Regions from separate parts of the Homo sapiens genome. Here region 2 is linked to region 1. Evidence: chromatin contacts called from ENCODE Hi-C or POLR2A ChIA-PET data. All regions are on one chromosome and are shown on one strand. The core of a region is the stretch at or near the end of the contact, and the rest is flanking DNA. Distances in the headings are between cores, read along the strand shown.

Region 1 (4,317 bases), core at 965-3,464:
GCATAAGAAACAACAATGGAGCTGGGCATGGTGGCTCATGCCTGTAATCCCAGCAGTTTGGGAGGCTGAGGCACTCGGATCATTAGGTCAGGAGTTTGAGACCAGCCTGTCCAACACGGTGAAACCCCGTCTCTACTAAAAATACAAAAATTAGCTGGGCATGGTGGCGTGGACCTGTAGTCCCAGCTACTCAGGAGGCTGAGGCAGGAGAATCACTTGGACCCAGGAGGTGGAGATTGCAGTGAGCCAAGATCACACTACTGCACTCCAGTCTGGGCGACAGAGCAAGACTCTGTCTCAAAAAAAAAAAAAAAAAAAAAGAAACAACAATGTACATCATAATAAAATTACCTAAAACCTGTAATAAAGAGAAATCTTAAAATAAGCCAGAAAAGAAATACTACATATGAGGGAACAACAATAAGAATGACAATAGATTTCCCCTTGGAAACAATGTGGGCCAGAAGACAGTGAAACTATCTTTAAAGTACGGAAAGAAAAAACTATCAACTTAGAATTCTGCACTCAGAGAAAAAAATATTTTGAAAATGAAATAGACATTTTCAGACATATAGAAGCTGAAATCACTCATCACCAGCAAACTTGTGCTATTAGAAATATTTTAGGTAGACAGAAAATGATACCAAATGGAAATCTTGATCTATAAAATAGTAGGAAGAGCACTAGAAATAGTAAATGTGTAGATAAATATAGCATAATTTCCCCTTTATTTAAAAAGTCCCTTTAAAAGTAATTGTTATTTACACAGATCAATTGAAGTAAAAGGATGGTAAAAAGATAGGCCATGCTAACCACTAATCAATAGGAAGCCTATAGAAGCAATAGTAGCTATTATCTATTAATGTCAGAAAAAATAGATTTCAGAGAAAAGAATATTAGTAGGCATAAAAAAGACTACTTTATAAGGACAAAGGGATGAGTAAATTAGAATGAAACAACAATCTAAACTGTTTATGAACCTAATAACAGAGTTTCACGATACTTGAAACAAAAACTGATAGGACTGAAAAAAAAAAAGCAGAAAGGTAAAAAGTGTTTCTCTGGTTATGAAGCTTAGCTTAAAACATACTTTTACTGAATTAACTCATACTGCTAAAAATTTGCTAATATTTGTCTAAGTAAATAATGTATTCAAGAAAAAGCCACTTCCATAAGCTATACTACCTTCTCATTAGCTGCCAAATCAAGGCCAGTGTGAGAGTGCGGTTTCCTTCATTGAGATCTTGTCCACCGATGCCAACCAGGGAGAACTTCGCTTGATTCTTCCCCAATTCTACCGCGTAGTTACAATTCTCAAGCTGAATGAGCAGAAAGGAAAACGATTTAACGTCATCATCTTGATTATGATAAATACCAGATAAATAATAAAAATAAAGATAAAAAATGAAATAAATATGGTAAGACCGAATGACCTCTCAAGTCTCAACTGGTTCTGCAATTCTAGGATTCAAAATTAAAGAATTTTCCATCTGTCCTTAGAACCCCTCACTTTCATAAAAAATATTCATAATGTGGAAAACTGAAATGAATTCATTACTATGAATATGTTCACAGCTATATCACACTGCAGAAATGGAGAGCCATCCTTAATTACCTACATGTAATATTTCTAAAAAAGGTGAATTCATGGAGATTGACATGGAAAATTTGGAGTCTCCATCCTCTGCACACATAGCAAATGGACATGTGAACAGATATTCCTGTAGCTACGCATGGATCATTAACAGTCACGGCAATAAGAAATGCTGAGAAATGGCTGTGTCAACCCTGTTGTTTCAAAACAATGTTCCCACTGTGTTGACAGTCGACAAACTGTTTGAACAAGTCAAGCTGTCAGTACAAGCTCCAATTCTTTAGAAATTAGAATAAAGATCCTGCTGAGGGAAAAATCCCTGTGGCTCTCTGCTTGCTCTAATTATCTTAATTAGAATTTTTGCATGATAATGTTTGAAGACATCCAACATGGAATTATAAATAAGCAATTGACTGAAATAATGGACACACTTTAATAAAGCTGTTCAGGTTTCTGATTGCTGTACTAGAATTTAATTTCTGGAAAAACATTACTTGTCTACGTTTGGCTGCCTTATAAAGTATTTAGAGTGCTCTTGCAGGCTATGACTTTGCCTGTCTCCTGGAACAACAGAACCATCATTGTTTACCTTCTTCATATTGCCTCCCAGTTTGGGGTATGGCGGTTTGTTTACTCTGTTCCAGTCAACAGGAACTTTGATCTTTTCATAGAGCTGGAAGATGACCAGGGCATCTGATAAGTCACTGAACAAAACAAACACAAAAGGATTCTCAGATATCCAACATTTATTCAGGGCCTACAATGGGCCAGACACTTTCTTACATATTAGTTCAAAGAATATTCACAACAACCCTGCACACTTGGTAGTCGTAGCTCCATCTATAGAGGTGAAGAAACCATGACTCAGAGAGATTGGGGGACTCACTCTTCCCAGGTGTGACTAGCTATGCCCTTCCATCCAACATATGCTGCCTCAGGAAAAGAAAGAGCACTATGGTGACGAAATAATCTGTACACCAAACCCCTGCAACATGCAATTAACCTATATAACAAACCTGCACATGTCCCCTGTACCTAAAGGTTTACAATTTGTAAAACTAAATAAATGTAAAAGAAATATTTAGAACGGGCGCAGTGGCTCACGCCTGTAATCCCAGCACTTTGGGAGACCAAGGCGGGTGGATCATGAGGTCAAGAGATCAAGACCATCCTGGCCAACAAGGTGGAACCCCGTCTCTACTAAAAATACAAAAAATTAGCCAGGCATGGTGGCAGGTGCCTGAAGTCCAAACTACTTGGGAGGCTGAGGCAGGAGAATGGCGTGAACCCGGGAGGCAGAGCTTGCAGTGAGCCGAGATTGCGCCACCGCACTCCAGCCTGGGCGACAGAGCGAGACTCCATCTCAAAAAAAAAGAAATATTGAAAAAAAAAAGAAGAAAATTGCTTTAACAAGTGGCATAGGAGACACTTCACCACAAACTTAACATCTGTTGTTTTGCCTGCTTGTGAGCGGGTTATATGTAAGATCACTTATGACATATAGTAAATGTTTCATTTTGTTGAGGTATGATTTATATATTGAGCACACAGTGAGACTGATGTATGCAGGTGAGTTTTTCAACTGAATATCCAACATCTGAAGCTCAACTTGGCACTTTTTCCCCTTCCAGCAAGGTATGCACATTTTGTGAAGAGAATGCACATCATAGTGGTATTTGGAATCCTATGGCTCTTTTGAGGTCTCTATCTTACATTAGAATGAGTTCCCAAATATTCCTACCTGTACAAATGATTGACTCGAGGGTTAACACCCAGGGAGTTCATCCAGTTCCTAAATGTCCGCTCTTCTCTCGTCTCACCTAGATGAATGAAGATGGGTTATCTTTTGGGACCGAAGAAAACATAGCTTTTTTATGACCAAAGTTTAACTAAAGAGGATGCAATAAAAACTGAAAGTAGAATGAAAGAAAGAAATAAAATAAACTGTATTGGATTTGGACGAGGGTTCTTATACTGTGTTAATTTTTCTTTTCCATTTCAATTCCGCATGTATTTCTATAGTATCTATTAATAGTGTGTGGAATCCTGTGTGGGGTAGCTGTTCAGTTGGCTCTCAAAGGCTTACCTTCTTGCTGGAAAAAACAGGACTTTTAGGCATCAAACAGAGATCATACAAGCTACAGAACTCACTTATGAGGTAGATATATTTGTTATTTGAATTGAGACAGGGAAAAGAACAGTATGGACTGAACTTGGAAGGGGTGGAATTTGAACTTGTCCTTGGATAGCTAGCAAAATCTGGATCAGAAAAAGGAAAGAGTAGAGGATTTGGGGAGATAGCAAGGGGTGGGAGTAGAAGGTAGTATAAATATGCATACAAAGGGAGCAACAGGCAAGGTCTCTATTAAGAACATCAGGAACTGGTTTGGTCAGGGGTGTGTGTTGTACAGCCCAATGAGATAAGCCTATCTGGAAGAAGGATTCAGAATTGGGGATCTTTGGATACCAGGTAGCAGATTTTAGTTGACAGACAACGGCAGTCATTATGGCTTTGTAAAATTACTACAATAAATTCTTGAGCAAGGCAGAGATATAATAAAATCAGTACCGGGATGTGACTGGCAGCAGTGTGCAGAATCACTGAAAGGCGATATGCATTTGAATTAAACACGGCAGAGGACAGAGTGTTTGACATTAGCATGTGGGATACATTCAAGCATTTGATAAATGGAGACTCCAAGATCCATTAAAATAATTAGTGT
Region 2 (4,691 bases), core at 2,182-4,681, 540 kb after region 1:
AGACTCCGTCTCGGTGGGGTGGGGGGAAAGACAGCAAGTTCTGACCACAAGCATTGAGGGTTTTTGACTGTTAAGAAATCAAAATTGACATTTCCCGGTTAGTTACATACCTGTGTTTCAACCAAAATCATTTCATTATCTCTGATGTAGCAAATGGACTTTCCTCATATTGGAGGATAATTAGAATTATTTAATCCTTACCTGTTCTTTTGATAGAGACACAGAAAGGGTAAGACATTTACCTAAAGTTACACAGTGAGTCATACAAAATGCACTTCCACAAAAGGGCATGGCTACGTGATAGGAGGCTACTATTAGTAGCTTGCAGTTCCTGTCAGAACGTTTGCATTTTATTCAATTAAATAAAGAGCTAGATTCTTACAAAAATACATCTCAAGCAGTATTACCATAAACCTAAGTGTCAGAGCAAGGTCACGTGTACAAATACTACCTGCAGTTCCAGTGTGTGTCCTGGTCTTACTGGAATTATTCTGTAACCAAGATCATCTTGACACAGTATTTATATTGTTTTTCTTTTTTCTTTTTGTTTTGAGACAGGGTCTTACTGTGTCACTCAGGCTGGAATGCAGTGCCATGGTCACAGCTCACTGCAGCCTTGACCTCTCGGGCTCAAGCAATCCTCCCACCTTAGCCTCCCGAGTAGCTGAAACCACGGGTGCATGCCACCATGCCCGACTAATTTTTTAAGTCTTTTTGTAGAGTCAGGGTTTCCTAATGTTCTCTAGGCTGGTCTAAAACTCCAGAGCTCAAGCGATCTGCCCACCTTGGCCTTCCAAAGTGCTGGGAATATAGGCATGAAACATCGTGCCCGGCCTATGTTGGTTTTCACTAGACATCATTCCTTAAAAAAATACTTCTAGTCAGCCGGGCACGGTGGCTCACGCCTGTAATTCCAACACTTTGGGAGGCCAAAGCGGGTGGATCACCTGAGGTCAGGAGTTCGAGACCAGCCTGGCCAACATGGTGAAACCTCGTCTCTACTAAAAATACAAAAAAAAAAAAAAAAAAAAAAAGTTAGCCATGTGTGGTGGCACACACCTGTAATCTCAGCTACCTGGGAGACTGAGGCGGGAGAATCGCTTGAACCTGGGCGGCAGAGGTTTGCAGTGAGCCAAGATCGCGCCATCGCACTCCAATCTGGGCGACAGAGCGAGACAATGTCTCAAAACAAAACAAAACAAAAAAAACTTCTAGTCTCTTTTACCATATTGCTTTCTGAAAGTGAGTATAACCTAGTTTAATAATCCCTGAATTTATTCTCCGAATTTAAATCCTTGTTATTTTTGCATTCTGAAGGTCAGTTAGCAACGAGCACTTAGTAACAAAAATATATTAAACTCCAACATGGTTTTAATACTTCTAGAGACTCTTTTTATTGTGATGAGGAGAGAATCTTATTTCTAAAGTTTTTCTTTTGGTTACCTAAAAACATGATGACCAGTGGAAAGTAAGTATGTGTTAAGTCACAGTTCAAATTCTCTATTTTGTTTTTTATCTAAATGACAAAGTTGGACTGACTGGTCTATAAAAAACTTAAACTTGAGTATTTATATTACTATAATTAGATTCGTTTCTATCAAAAAGAATAAATTCAGTAAATATTTATAACATGCTCATGATTCTTTCTGATCTGCCTGTGTATTTGTGGTATTATAGTACTAACTATAGGGTGCTATGATTTCACTGAAGTTTGGAATCATTCTCTAAGACATAGCTTAGGGCTAATAGAAAATTCAGAAGGGATTCATTTGACTATTTTAATAAATAACTGAATATGGAATTTATAAGCTGATAAATTCTTACTAATTGCCGAAGTTGAGGCATTAGTGTTGTTTTTATTTACATTCATTTTCCTAAATCGTATCTTCTTTAAATCAGTCTGTAAAATTCATACCTTATCTTAGGCTGAATTTGAACAAAAGTGTTCTAGAGAACAAGGCCATTCTAGAAATATTGCTTTTACATTTTCAAAACAGGAGTATTTTATCCCCAAACACCTAGACTATTATCTCCTGTTTCTTTCTCCTTAACCCCCAGCTAATTCAGATAGTGACCCATGGGGTTTTATTTTTGTGATGAATTTATAACCTTTTTAAAACGTGGCAAGTTTCAATGCCTTGTGGGAATAGAGTTTTGCACTATTTCTACAATATTGATTACACAGTAGTGAAATGTTATCTTATGTGCTAAATCTGCTTGGGCGTTTTCCCCCCATTATTTGTCAGGACAGGAAGTAATTGACAACAGTGCAGAGTACTATTAAAATAATTTGACCTTCACCATATACCCTCCAAAATGTGAATGGACAATTGGACTTTGTGTTTTGAATTGTCTACAGATATCCTGTCCTCTAAATCAGAAGGAAAAAAACTTGTATTTATCGTTACAGGAAGTTTTTTAAAGTAAATTGACCATTTTCCCTACTGCCAAATAAGTTTTCAAATATCGCTAGGGGGAGTTGATTTTTTAATAAGGCTATTATGTTAGAAACATACGATGGAAAAAAATCACCTTATGATTAGAGAAACAGCATATTTTGATTTCCTAGCTAACTCAACCATGACCAGCAAAGAGCAAGGTGAGTATAGTTCACACTAAAAAATGGAATAAGGCTTAGTTTCATCTCATGCTGTGAATAACGTGCTACCTAAATGTATCTGTTATCTTTTTGCTTTCCTCTCCTCCTTCCTTATTTATTCAGAGAAAGATTTTTAAAAAATTATGTCTTTGAAGCTTCTGGAAATTGTCAGTTTCATATTGAAAATCTGTGATTTCCATAATTTATATAAGGATCTTTCTCGTGCTGTCACTCACAAGACTGAAAAAACTTGTTTTAGATGCCAATAACGTCCATTTTCTCTAGAGATGGCAAATAATTCCTTCTAATTCTTCCCCACGAGCACGCCCATTTCTCCTGCCAACAACATCACCCAAGTGACTGTATCTGGTCATGAGTTCCATAGAAGGATTTGATTTCCTGCATTTCTAGGACTCACCTGTGTGGTATTTGTGTGAGGACTCTTTTAAAATAGGATGGAATGGCACCTTTTGCTTATTTGTAACTTAGTTAAGGCAAAGAAAGCTTTCATTGAAAGCATTTGATTGTTGGCTCTTGTGACTGAGCAAAGGCCCCCGTAATTGGGAAAAGATGGCATTTCACTGTTCTCTTCTCCCATGTGGAAATACATTCGGAAAGGCAGGGCAATTTACTGACTCAGCGAGGGGCTGAGAGTGACTGAACACGATCTCTGGACCTCCTAATTCTGTAATTACTTCCTTTGACGTTTTTGTCTCTGCAGATGTGCTTGTGGAGTTTGTTTCTGTTTTTGTTTTAAACACTGGAAGTGTTTTTCTCAAACTTGTGTGTGACTTTTCTGGGCCAGGAGGGATAGAGCAACCGCAGTTGGGGGTGATGCTGCTGAACACCCGGTGCTCTCAGCCCGTGCCACCCCACCTCCCCCATCAGACAGCTGTACAGAGAAGCTTGGGGAGGTATCTGCACTGTGCACACTCAGCCTTTATAGAGGACAACTTCATTCCTTTTTAGCAAGAGTGATACTGTTCCTCTTCATCGGGTGGTATCCATTGAGCACTGTCCTGGTGAGGACAGGTTGATAGATCACCTGAAGCCTTTTAGATGAGACCAGGTTAGAGGGCAGGGATCAACTGTGTTGTGTACAGCCTGGTCTAAATGTGGAGCCTGGGGGTGTTCACTGGATTGGTCGATGATGAGTTCATCTTATTTGAATGAAAGTGAAACAGATTTCTGAAACGAGGCTCTGCTGCCTTCTATGGTGAAAGGGGAGAGCTTTTCCAGGTTCAAAAGTAAAGCGGGATATTTAAGGCCTTGATCTCACTGGAATCATTTGTATCTTTAGTTCTGTGATGCCAAGTGGGACCTGCATGGGATTTGGTATGTATGTTGGAGCATCCTGGGTCCTAGGGTCCTGGAGACAGAAGGAGCCACAGTATTATGGAGTGTCACTGTAAGTGGATTTTAGAAGTTTGATCCAACATTTATTGATCCCTTACTTTATACTTGGCACTCCACCTGGCAGTGGGAGGATGGAATGAATAAGACATGGTCCCTCCCACCCAGGAGCTCATAGGTTTAAAGGGGAATGTAAACCCATGAGCAAATGACTTACAGTGACATGCTATCTAAAGGACCACACAAGAAGAAGTGGTCAGTCTCCCTGGGCATTAGATCAGAGTGGGAGAGGTGGGGGAAGCCTCGTGAAAGATTTCACGAAAGAGGTTGAGGCTTGAATTAAGTCTTTAAAAATGAGTCAGTGGGACAAGAGGACAATATTGGGGACTGGCATATCAGGCAGGGAAGGAGCATGAACAAGTTTGGGAATTATGAAATACTGAAAACTGCCAGAAGCAGTAACATGGCTGGAGTGTAGGTTGTGAGGAGGGACATTCAGAGAAAAAGTGCTGGAGAAATGGACAGACCTCATCATAGATACTGGCCTTACTGCCCAGTTTGGACTTTATAGTTGTTGAGGAGCCTCTGCAAGTGTTTAAGCTGGTGAACAGCATGATGGCATTTGCACTCTGGCCGCTCTGTGAAGGATGCATCCAAGGCGGAGACTGATGTATGGAAACCAGTCAGGAGATCATGATAGCACCCAGCTAAGAGAGAGCACTGGTCTACACTGCAGGAG

Evidence for each region. A loop is a pair of places that touch in the nucleus more often than their neighbours do. ChIA-PET counts read pairs that join two places held with the same protein, here RNA polymerase II (POLR2A).
Region 2: a map of HepG2 shows a loop between it and region 1 (4-fold over the local background). The contact joins two enhancer-like sites. A Hi-C loop is called at or near these places in 1 of 168 maps with a recorded cell type or tissue (HepG2). POLR2A ChIA-PET finds 5 or more read pairs at or near these places in 2 of 52 experiments (T-cell and activated naive CD4-positive, alpha-beta T cell).

The regions. Positions count from the first base shown.
Region 1 is chr13:46,141,107-46,145,423 of GRCh38, forward strand. LCP1 (lymphocyte cytosolic protein 1) reads right to left here. Exons shown (of 16, transcript NM_002298.5): 11 at 3,336-3,414; 12 at 2,184-2,298; 13 at 1,186-1,319. Among named protein-coding and RNA genes, the nearest start is that of CPB2, 38 kb to the left of the region's middle. Within about 2 kb of position 2,215, at least 3 of the 41 ENCODE cell types and tissues checked have a DNase peak (open chromatin) inside an H3K27ac peak, as active enhancers do.
Region 2 is chr13:46,676,245-46,680,935 of GRCh38, forward strand. The region is part of intron 3 of LRCH1 (leucine rich repeats and calponin homology domain containing 1); the gene reads left to right. Among named protein-coding and RNA genes, the nearest start is that of ESD, 120 kb to the right of the region's middle. Within about 2 kb of position 3,432, at least 18 of the 41 ENCODE cell types and tissues checked have a DNase peak (open chromatin) inside an H3K27ac peak, as active enhancers do.